3 separate regions of the Homo sapiens genome follow, and all the other regions are linked to region 3. Evidence: chromatin contacts called from ENCODE Hi-C or POLR2A ChIA-PET data. All regions are on one chromosome and are shown on one strand. Each heading gives the region's core, a stretch centred on a gene start or an enhancer-like site at or near the end of the contact. The rest is flanking DNA. Distances are from core to core; before and after follow the strand shown.

Evidence for each region. Hi-C counts contacts between places; a loop is a spot of excess contacts on that map. ChIA-PET counts read pairs that join two places held with the same protein, here RNA polymerase II (POLR2A). Pooled maps may share reads with other maps.
Region 1: a loop to region 3 is called in a map of CD8-positive, alpha-beta T cell, with 6 times the contacts of the local background. The contact joins the promoter of UBE2Q2 here to the promoter of RPP25 in region 3. A Hi-C loop is called at or near these places in 1 of 168 maps with a recorded cell type or tissue (CD8-positive, alpha-beta T cell) and 1 of 50 pooled maps. POLR2A ChIA-PET finds 5 or more read pairs at or near these places in 2 of 52 experiments (T-cell and activated CD4-positive, alpha-beta T cell).
Region 2: a pooled map shows a loop between it and region 3 (2.9-fold over the local background). The contact joins the enhancer-like site here to the promoter of RPP25 in region 3. A Hi-C loop is called at or near these places in 2 of 168 maps with a recorded cell type or tissue (CD4-positive, alpha-beta T cell and ovary) and 7 of 50 pooled maps.

What each region holds. Positions count from the first base shown.
Region 1 is chr15:75,842,197-75,844,896 of GRCh38, forward strand. It overlaps UBE2Q2 (ubiquitin conjugating enzyme E2 Q2), which reads left to right and starts at 1,251. Exons shown (of 13, transcript NM_173469.4): 1 at 1,251-1,650. The coding sequence starts at 1,471. RefSeq lists silencers at 832-1,011, 1,052-1,191, 1,332-1,411, 1,662-2,061 and an enhancer at 1,333-2,230.
Region 2 is chr15:74,396,115-74,398,814 of GRCh38, forward strand. No RefSeq gene overlaps it. Among named protein-coding and RNA genes, the nearest start is that of MIR6881, 14 kb to the right of the region's middle. RefSeq lists enhancers at 147-216, 237-306, 357-706, 388-1,587, 757-956 and 3 more. Within about 2 kb of position 1,382, at least 9 of the 41 ENCODE cell types and tissues checked have a DNase peak (open chromatin) inside an H3K27ac peak, as active enhancers do.
Region 3 is chr15:74,955,493-74,958,192 of GRCh38, forward strand. RPP25 (ribonuclease P/MRP subunit p25) reads right to left here and starts at 1,280. Exons shown (of 1, transcript NM_017793.3): 1 at 1-1,280. The coding sequence starts at 1,091. The coding sequence ends at 492. RefSeq lists enhancers at 1-29, 30-963, 964-1,897 and a silencer at 923-1,572.

The DNA of each region.
Region 1 (2,700 bases), core at 1-2,500, 890 kb after region 3:
TGGGAGCACTGTGCAACTACATAGGTTGGACGCATATGCAGCTGGTCCTGCCTCTTGCACTTACGATTGCACACACTATTGTCTGCCAAATTGGGATGTATTCCTTTGGACTGCTATCCAGACCTTTATTCATTTTTTGAGCACCTACAATGTGCCAGGAATTGTGCTAGTGGTGGGGATTCCAGATAAGAGCGAGCATTCAATTCAATCATATCGGGTTTCTACTATATAACAGGTCTTGTTCTAGGTCCTGGGGATACAGCTCTGAACACATTAACACGGGGCAGAGACAAGGAATAAATGGGTTAAAGATCAGATAGTGACAGGTGCCCAACAAAAACTTAGCACAGGACGATGTGACACAGGGTGACTATTTGAAATGGGTTGTGGTGGGGGGTGCCGGAGATGATATTTGAGCTATGAGTTTAGTGAAAATAGTGGGCAGCCCTAGCTCCATGGGGGTGTGGGTGGGGAGGGTTATCTTAAGCTTGGGAAACAAGGCAAAATAAGGAAAGGGGGGAGAGAGAGACTATATACGGCAGAGTGAACACAGGTGGTAGCTAAGGGAAGGGATGAAATCATGGGACACCTCCAGGCAACAGCCTCCAGGGGCTAAACCATCGTCTTGGGTAAATGGATGGTTTGAGAGCAAAGGCGGGAGCAGCGAGTCCGGTGAGAAGGTCCTCACAGGAACCCAGGCTGGTGAGAAGGTCCTCACAGGAACCCAGGCTAGCGAAGCGGTGGCTCGGACTAGGGTGAAAGTAGCGGAGGTAACGCTGGGTGAGCCGCACCCGCGTCTCCCACGAGGTCCCCCCAGTGAGGTTAGCGGGTGCCGCGCCGAGCGCCAAGCTGAGGAGCCGCCCCCAGGGGCTGGCGCTAGTCTGCAGCGGCGCCGACGTGGCCGGCGCGATCCGCCACGCACGTGTCCGGCTCCAGGCCGGGGGCGGGGGCGCGCGGGGGTCTCCGGCTCCTCCCCGACTTCTGGGGCCCGGGCGCCAGCTGGCCCCGAGCCTCCAGTCCGCGGGTGCGAAGAACGGAGCAGATGGGTCGGGAACAAGGGAGCTGGGTCAAGGCGAGGAGGGGGCGGCCGGGCGCGCGCGCTCTGGCCTCGTGCACGCGCTGAAACCGGAGCGCGCAGGGCGCGCCAGGGTGAGGGGGACGGGGGCGGGGTGGGGGCAGCCCTTTCCCAGGCGGTAGCGGGGGCGGCGTCGCTGTTGCCCTTTTAAGCCGCGGGGCCGCCGCCTCCTGCCGCTGGAGTCGGTTACAAAGGAAGCGCCACCCAGGCCGCCACACGCCGAGGCTTCCGCGCCCCTCGCCATTTTCCAGCAGCGCTCGACGAGGCGGAGCCGCGAGAGCGCGGCCCAGGCCGGCCCCGCGGGGCGGTCGCGGCCGTGACGGCGGCTCCGGGCCCGGCTCCCCTTCCGCGCCCGGCTCCCCTTCCGCGCCCCTCCCGCCGGAGATGAGGGGAAGATGTCCGTGTCAGGGCTCAAGGCCGAGCTGAAGTTCCTGGCGTCCATCTTCGACAAGAACCACGAGCGATTCCGCATCGTCAGTTGGAAGCTGGACGAGCTGCACTGCCAGTTCCTGGTGCCGCAGCAGGGCAGCCCGCACTCGCTGCCGCCGCCACTCACGCTCCACTGCAACATCACGGTGAGGCGCCCGGCCGCGGCCCCGCGGGGCAGGGCGAGGACGGAGAGGGGGCGCTTCGAGTCCCGGGACAAAGGGGAGCCTGCCCCGGAGAGGCTCCGGCTCCCCGGGCGGGGCAGGCCCGCCCCTTTCCCCCGCGACTTGCCCATCCCAGGCCGGGCTGGGACTGCGCGAGGCTTGGGTGGGAGGAGGCGGAGGGCGCGTCTTTCCGGCTTCTCGCCAGGGGCTGGCTTGGGGGCTTCTGGCCCATCTCGGTCCCCGTCTCCTAGCCCCGAGGGGGGAGTCCGCGGCGGCCCAAGCCCTTGTGGGGTCCATGGCCGCCCTCAGCCGGCCTGCTCCCGGGACCGGGGCGGGGCGGGGCGGGGCGGCGCAGCTCCGGCTGTTGTTTGAGCCCAGGCCGGCAAGGGGAACGGCCCTTAAGTTTTAACGCCTCATTTTTCAGTCGGATTTTCCTTCTTCCCGCTTGTTCAGCCAATTGTTTTTAAGTTTGCGTTTAAGGAGAAACTGACAATGAGAATGGACTCGTTGACGGAGGAAAAGTTGGAATGCAGACTCTGGTGCTGTTTGAGCGACCCCTCTCCCCCGGGCCTGGCTGCGCGCTGCTGTGTTCTGGAAAGGAGCATAGTACCGTCGTTGCGGCAGGTGGTGTTGAGTGTGTATTCGTGTGGCCCCTCCCTTGTGTGTAAGCCTCGAAAATGGATAGGTGAAAGGAGATACGCGCCAGGGCTGCTCCCCGGAAAGATCACGTATGTCACAAAGCCGAAAAGACACTTTTAAAAACTCACTCATTAAGCGGAAATCTCATTAGAAACCCAAGGCTTGGTAAAGGAATTGAAGTATTAAGTTTCTCCATAAAAGTGTATCGTGAAGCTATTCGTCGTGAAATTGATGTAGGATATTGGTCCAAACTGCAGAATATTCTCTTGGTTATAATAGGCGTCAAGGTGGTGGCTTCGGGCTCCTTTTCAAACATGGCTAAAACCAAGTCTTGTTTTTAACTCCCTTTGGTTGAGTCAGTGGGTACTCAAGTGCCTGCAGGGTGGCTGGCGTTTG
Region 2 (2,700 bases), core at 132-2,631, 560 kb before region 3:
TTTCCAGCTAACTCCCACTTGTCCGCAAAGACAATTCAAGAGTCCCTTGGAGCAGCCTGTTCGCACCTATGCACTCACACAGCACCTTGTTTGTTTAGACCCGCCCAGTGCCTCACAGCAACCCCATCTGGGTTCACTGTCAGAGCTCTGAGCCCACGGGGCTACTCGTCCCAAAGGCATACAGCATGTCCCAACATCTGACTTCGAAGCTGGGACAGGCCTGGCTCCGGGAGGGACAGAGGCTTCTACCTGGGGTAGCTGAGCTGTCCAAAGAAGTTTCAGCCATGTCGAGCCCCTGGCGTTGCCGAAATCCCCCACCCCACGGTGCCACAGCACCAGGGCAGCCCCTAGGAAAAGCCAGCCCCTCAGAGGCCCTGTGCTAAAGACCAGAAATTGCCCCTGGGTCTCCGCAGGAGTTCTGCAATGGGGAAGTGAGCCCTCCTGAGGCCTGGCTGGCAGGAGGCTCTTCAAGGCCAGCATCATGTGGACTTCCCCCAACCACTCGCGTTTCTGCACAGCAGCCACGGAGACCTGGGGGCTGCTGAAAAACGAGATCAGAAGGCAACGTCAGCCTGAGTGGGCTGAAACCTGAGATGAGGAAATGAGAAGACGTCAGGGGGCTGGAGGACATGGGTTTGAGGACAGCCAGCACCCAGCACTGCAGCTGAGGCCTCCTGAGGGAGCCAGAGGGAAAGCAAGTCCCCTCCCTGCGGCCTGAGTCTCTGCCAGTGCCCAGCACTCCCAAAGGATCCACCCCAACCTGAGAGACCCCAAAGACATTGGAGCAGCCCCAGACACCTCCTCCCAGGGCCACAAAGGCCCCTGACAAGCCCACAGCAGTCCAAGGCCTCCAACTGGAGTCATCTTTGGTAAATCTGGGGCCCATCAGCACCCACTGCCCTTCCTGGTGCCCTAAGCATGCTGGCAGGGGGACTGGAAACTGCATCCCAGTTTGCAGTGGGTGTATGTCTCATACACCCACAATACCTGATGTGGGCGTGACTCACCTTGGGGACCTGTGAGTCAATAAGGGTGTATGAGTAAGGGGCAGAGCATTTCAACTTAGTCCCATAGCACATGAGCTCACTAAGCAAACATTACCTATGTCTAGATTTGGGGCCAGTCACTACCCACTGGAGGCTGTGGGCTCCAAGGTATGGCAGCAGGGGAGGCCAGCCAGGCTCTGCCCAGCTTGCCCCTCCTTGTGAGGACGGACCCAGCCAGGCCTCCCGCATCCGCCCTTAGACTGGGGGACCCTGGGTGGGGGTAGAAAGGGGGACTGAAAGTGGTGTCTGGAGTTAAGCCCATCTCCTCATCCCCCACCATGGGGATCAAGATGGGGGCTAAGAGTCACCCCACCACCACCCCAACCCACTCTGAACGCAAAACAGAAGGGGACAAGCAAAACAGAACTGAAACTGGGCAAAGGAGAAACAGGTCTGGGCCCGCCCCAGGGACCTCTGTATCTCACCCCTTACCCATACACATCCTGACCAGGGCCTCTCCCCCAGCCTGGGAAAACCTTTCAAGCTTGGCCCTCTCTCACCTGGGCTCTCTCAGCCTCCTGCCCTCCCCCATCTTCCCTGCTCCCAGCCTCATGCTGCCCCAGGCCTCACCCCATCAGAGCTAAAAGGACCCCAGGCTGGGCATCTGTAGATCAGGGATCTGGTCTCCCTCTGCCACTACCTTTTGGGATGACCTTTGGGAAGTCATTCCCTTCTCTGAGCCACAGTTTCCTCATCTGGCCTGGGCTGTGGGCATAGAATCTGCAGGTGAGGGCTCTAATGGGTGAGTTTCAGGCCAGGCTGAGACTTTTCACATTATAACACTGAGGCACCCAGCACCTTGACTACCACTCATCCTGGGGACTTGGGAAGGGACAGAGGCTGGGATTGGACAGTAACAGCCAAGACCTTCCCAGGGCACAAACGCTGCCTCCCTGAAGCCTGCCCTGACTGTCCATGCAGGTCACTCCCATCACTTCACCTCCTCCTTCCCTCCACTCAGCACCAGCCACCACTGGGTCACATCTATGTCCCTTTGGCTCTGCAAGAGCAGCCTGGACCCCTGCATCCCCTACCCCAGCACAGGCCTGACACCAAGCAGGGGCTCAACAAAATATGTGTTGAAGGCCAGGCACAGTGACTCATGTCTGAAATCTCAGCACTTTGGGAGGCCAAGGCCAACAGATCTCTTGAGTTCAGGAGTTCGAGACCAGCCTCGGTAATGTGGTGAAACCTCATCTCCACAAAAGATACACAAAATTATCTGGGTGTGGTGGCATGCACCTGCAGTCCCAGCTGCGCGGGAGGCTGATGTGGGAGGATTGCTTGAGACCAGGAGACGGAGATTGCAGTGAGCCAAAATTGCACCACTGTATTCCAGCCTGGGTGACAGAGCAAGACCCTGTCTCAATGTCTCTCTCTCTCTCTCTCTCTGTGTGTGTGTGTGTGTGTGTGTGTGTGTGTGTTGAAAGAATAAAGGCAGAGAAAATAACAAGTGTTGGTGAGACTGTGGCAAGATTAGAGCCCTCACACTCTGATGGCGGGGATGTAAAATGGTATCACCTCTGTGGAAAGCAGTTTGTCAGTTGCCCAAAACGTTGAACACAGAGTTACCATGGGATTCTGCAGTCCCACTCCCAGGTAAATAGATGTTCCAAAGAGTTGAAAACATCTGATCACACAAAAACTTGTACAC
Region 3 (2,700 bases), core at 30-2,529:
GGGCGGGGAGCGGAATAGGGCCCCCACATCTCAGACTCTCCTACCCTCAAGCAGTTAATTCTCACCCCCTGCCTTCCTCTGTCAACGGTGGGGGTGATTCCAATAACTCTTCTCAGCTTCCATACTTCAGGTGCTCTTCGTGAATGCTGGGTGGCTTTAACCCTTGGGGGTCCCAAACAAGTTTCCAGAATCCCACTGTCCACCATTCTCCCCCAAAGAAGGTCCCAGAAAAGGTGAAGTTCCGTGTCTTCACGCAACACGGGCATAAGCAGCAATTATCGCACGAAGTTTCCCTAGGGTGGTCGGGGATCCTCTCCTGCCACTCCTGGGGCCCCTCTCTTGTCGCCTTAAGGTCCATGCTACCTGTCTTGAGGAGCTGTGTCCAGGTTGTGGGCTCCGGAGGACCGAGGAGTGAAAGGCTGGAGGTACATCTGAAGGTGGAGGCGCTGGCGGAAGATCCTGCCGGACTAGGTGGCCCACAGTCCGGAGTTTCAGGCCGTCTGATCCTCGTCCGCAACCCCTGGCTCGGGTTGCGATCGCTTCGCGGAGCCTTCTCCAGCTGCGGGTTCCCCTAGGCTCCTCTTGGACGCTGGCGCGGCTGGCGGGGACGAGGGACCAGGATGGGGATTCGGGGGCTGGTAGCCGGGCTGTCGCGGATCCAGCGCGTCCTTGGAAAGTAGGATGGCGAGGCCGGGCACGTTCTTAAGTACGCTGAGACTAGCGGCCGGCTCGCCAGGCGTCTGACCCTGCGTGGGCCCAGGCGGGAGGCTCTGCCACACCTCGCGTACGCTCCGGTAGCGCAGCCGCGTGACCTGGTGCAGGCCCGCCAGGCGGCGCTTGAGGATCTCGGCGCACGTGACGGTTTTGGTGGTGGCCCGGCCGCAGCCGCTGAAGACGATGGCGCGCGTGGCTGGCTGCGCCATGCTGGCGGTGGCGAAGGCCATCAGGTTCCGGATCTTGCTGCCTTCCTTGACCCGCATGTGCACCGCGCCCGGCGCCAGGTCTGCGAAGGGGCCGGAGCCCGGGCCGCCTCCCTCGGCCCCGCACCCCGCTGGCGCCTCTTCGGAGCGCACCTTACGGAAGTTCTCCATGCGCCGTCGTCGCCGGGACCGCCGGCTTTGCCATGGGGCGGCCTCAGCCCCGGGGCTGCATGGCCGCCGGTCGCGCCTTGCAAGGGCCAGCAGGGGTAAGGGCGCCGGAGCAGCGCAGACGCCGGCGGGCGGGCTGGGACGGCGCGATCTCGGCCCCACTTCTCTCGAGCGGGCGCCGCTCTACTCAGCGCTCTCGGCGCCGGGTGCTCCGCGCCTTTAGCTGAGGCCCCGCCCCTGCCGCCAGGCCCCTCCCCTGACCCGGCCCGGCCGGGCCCGCCCGGGCCCCAGCCTCACTAGCCTTTCCTGGCGAGTCTGGGTCCTCAGCTACGCGGGCGTGGGAGCGGGCGCGCTGCGGGGCGCATGAGCAGGTGAAGGTGAAGTTCCACTATAATCGCCATCAGCGCTCTGAGAGCCAACCCTCACAAACCGGCAGTCTAAATAAAAGCTGCGCTTGCCGTGCAAACACTGCTTCAAATCCGGTATCCGAGCCCTTCCCATTTGCAACTGAAGGCCGCCCCTCGTCCCCTCCCAGGGAGAGATTTCCAAGAGGCTTGCTGGGGCCTTGCCCCTCCTCCCCCGCCCCGGGGAACACCCCCACCTTTTTTCCGCTCCCAAGTATTCTTGCCTCAAGGACAGCTAGTGCGCGGTCAGCAGAGTGCGGGAGGAGCTGGCTGCGGCTCCACTCCGCGCCTCCCCGCGGGCGATTACGTCGCGGCGTGGTCCTCGCGGGGCGCGGAAGACCCAGACTTCAGCCTCGCCACGCCTGCCCGGAGCTCGAGGCTCCCGGACCCCCGTCCACCCCTGGGACGTGAGGAGTGAGGCTTTGGGCCAGGCTGTTCCCCGAGGCGCGTGGGGAAGCGGGCGTGACCTCTTCTGAAAAGGCGGTAGGCTCGCTCCACCCAGGCCCTAGAGCCCACCCTTAGAGCTGCGCGCTTTAGGGTGAGCCAGGCACGATGCCTTGCCAACGTGGCCGCCCCCTTCCTCCCAGGCGGAATTCGCTCAGGCAACATTGGCCCCTTGAGATCCAGTGGGGTCCTTTTCGAAAGGAGGCTAGGTGAACGCAGGTTTTAAAAAAGAGAAGGGAGGGGCCGGGCGCGGTGTCTCACGCTTTTAATCCCAGCACTTTGGGAGGCAGAGGTGGGCGGATTACTTGACGTCAGGAGTTCGAGACCAGCCTGGTCAACATGGTGAAACCCCGTCTCCATTAAACGTACAAAAATCAGCTCGGCGTTGTGGCACGCTCCTGTAATCCTAGCTGCTCGGGAGGCTGAGGCAGGACAAGCGCTTGAACCCGGGAGCTGAAGGCTGCAGTGAGCCGAGATCATGCCACTGCACTCCAGCCGGGGCGACAGAGCAAAGCTCTGTCTCGAAAAATGAATAAATTAATTAATTAAATAAAATACAAAAGAGAAGGGAGGGATACCCCATTCTCCAGGATGTGATTATTATGCATTGCATGCCTGTATCAAAACGTCTCATGTACCCTCTAAATATAGACACCTATTGTATACCCACAAAAATTAAAAAGACTTAAAAAAAAATAAAAGAGAGAAAGAAGGGAGGAAGATGGGGAGTTGAAGCCCTGGGGGCATTATGGAACTACTGGATG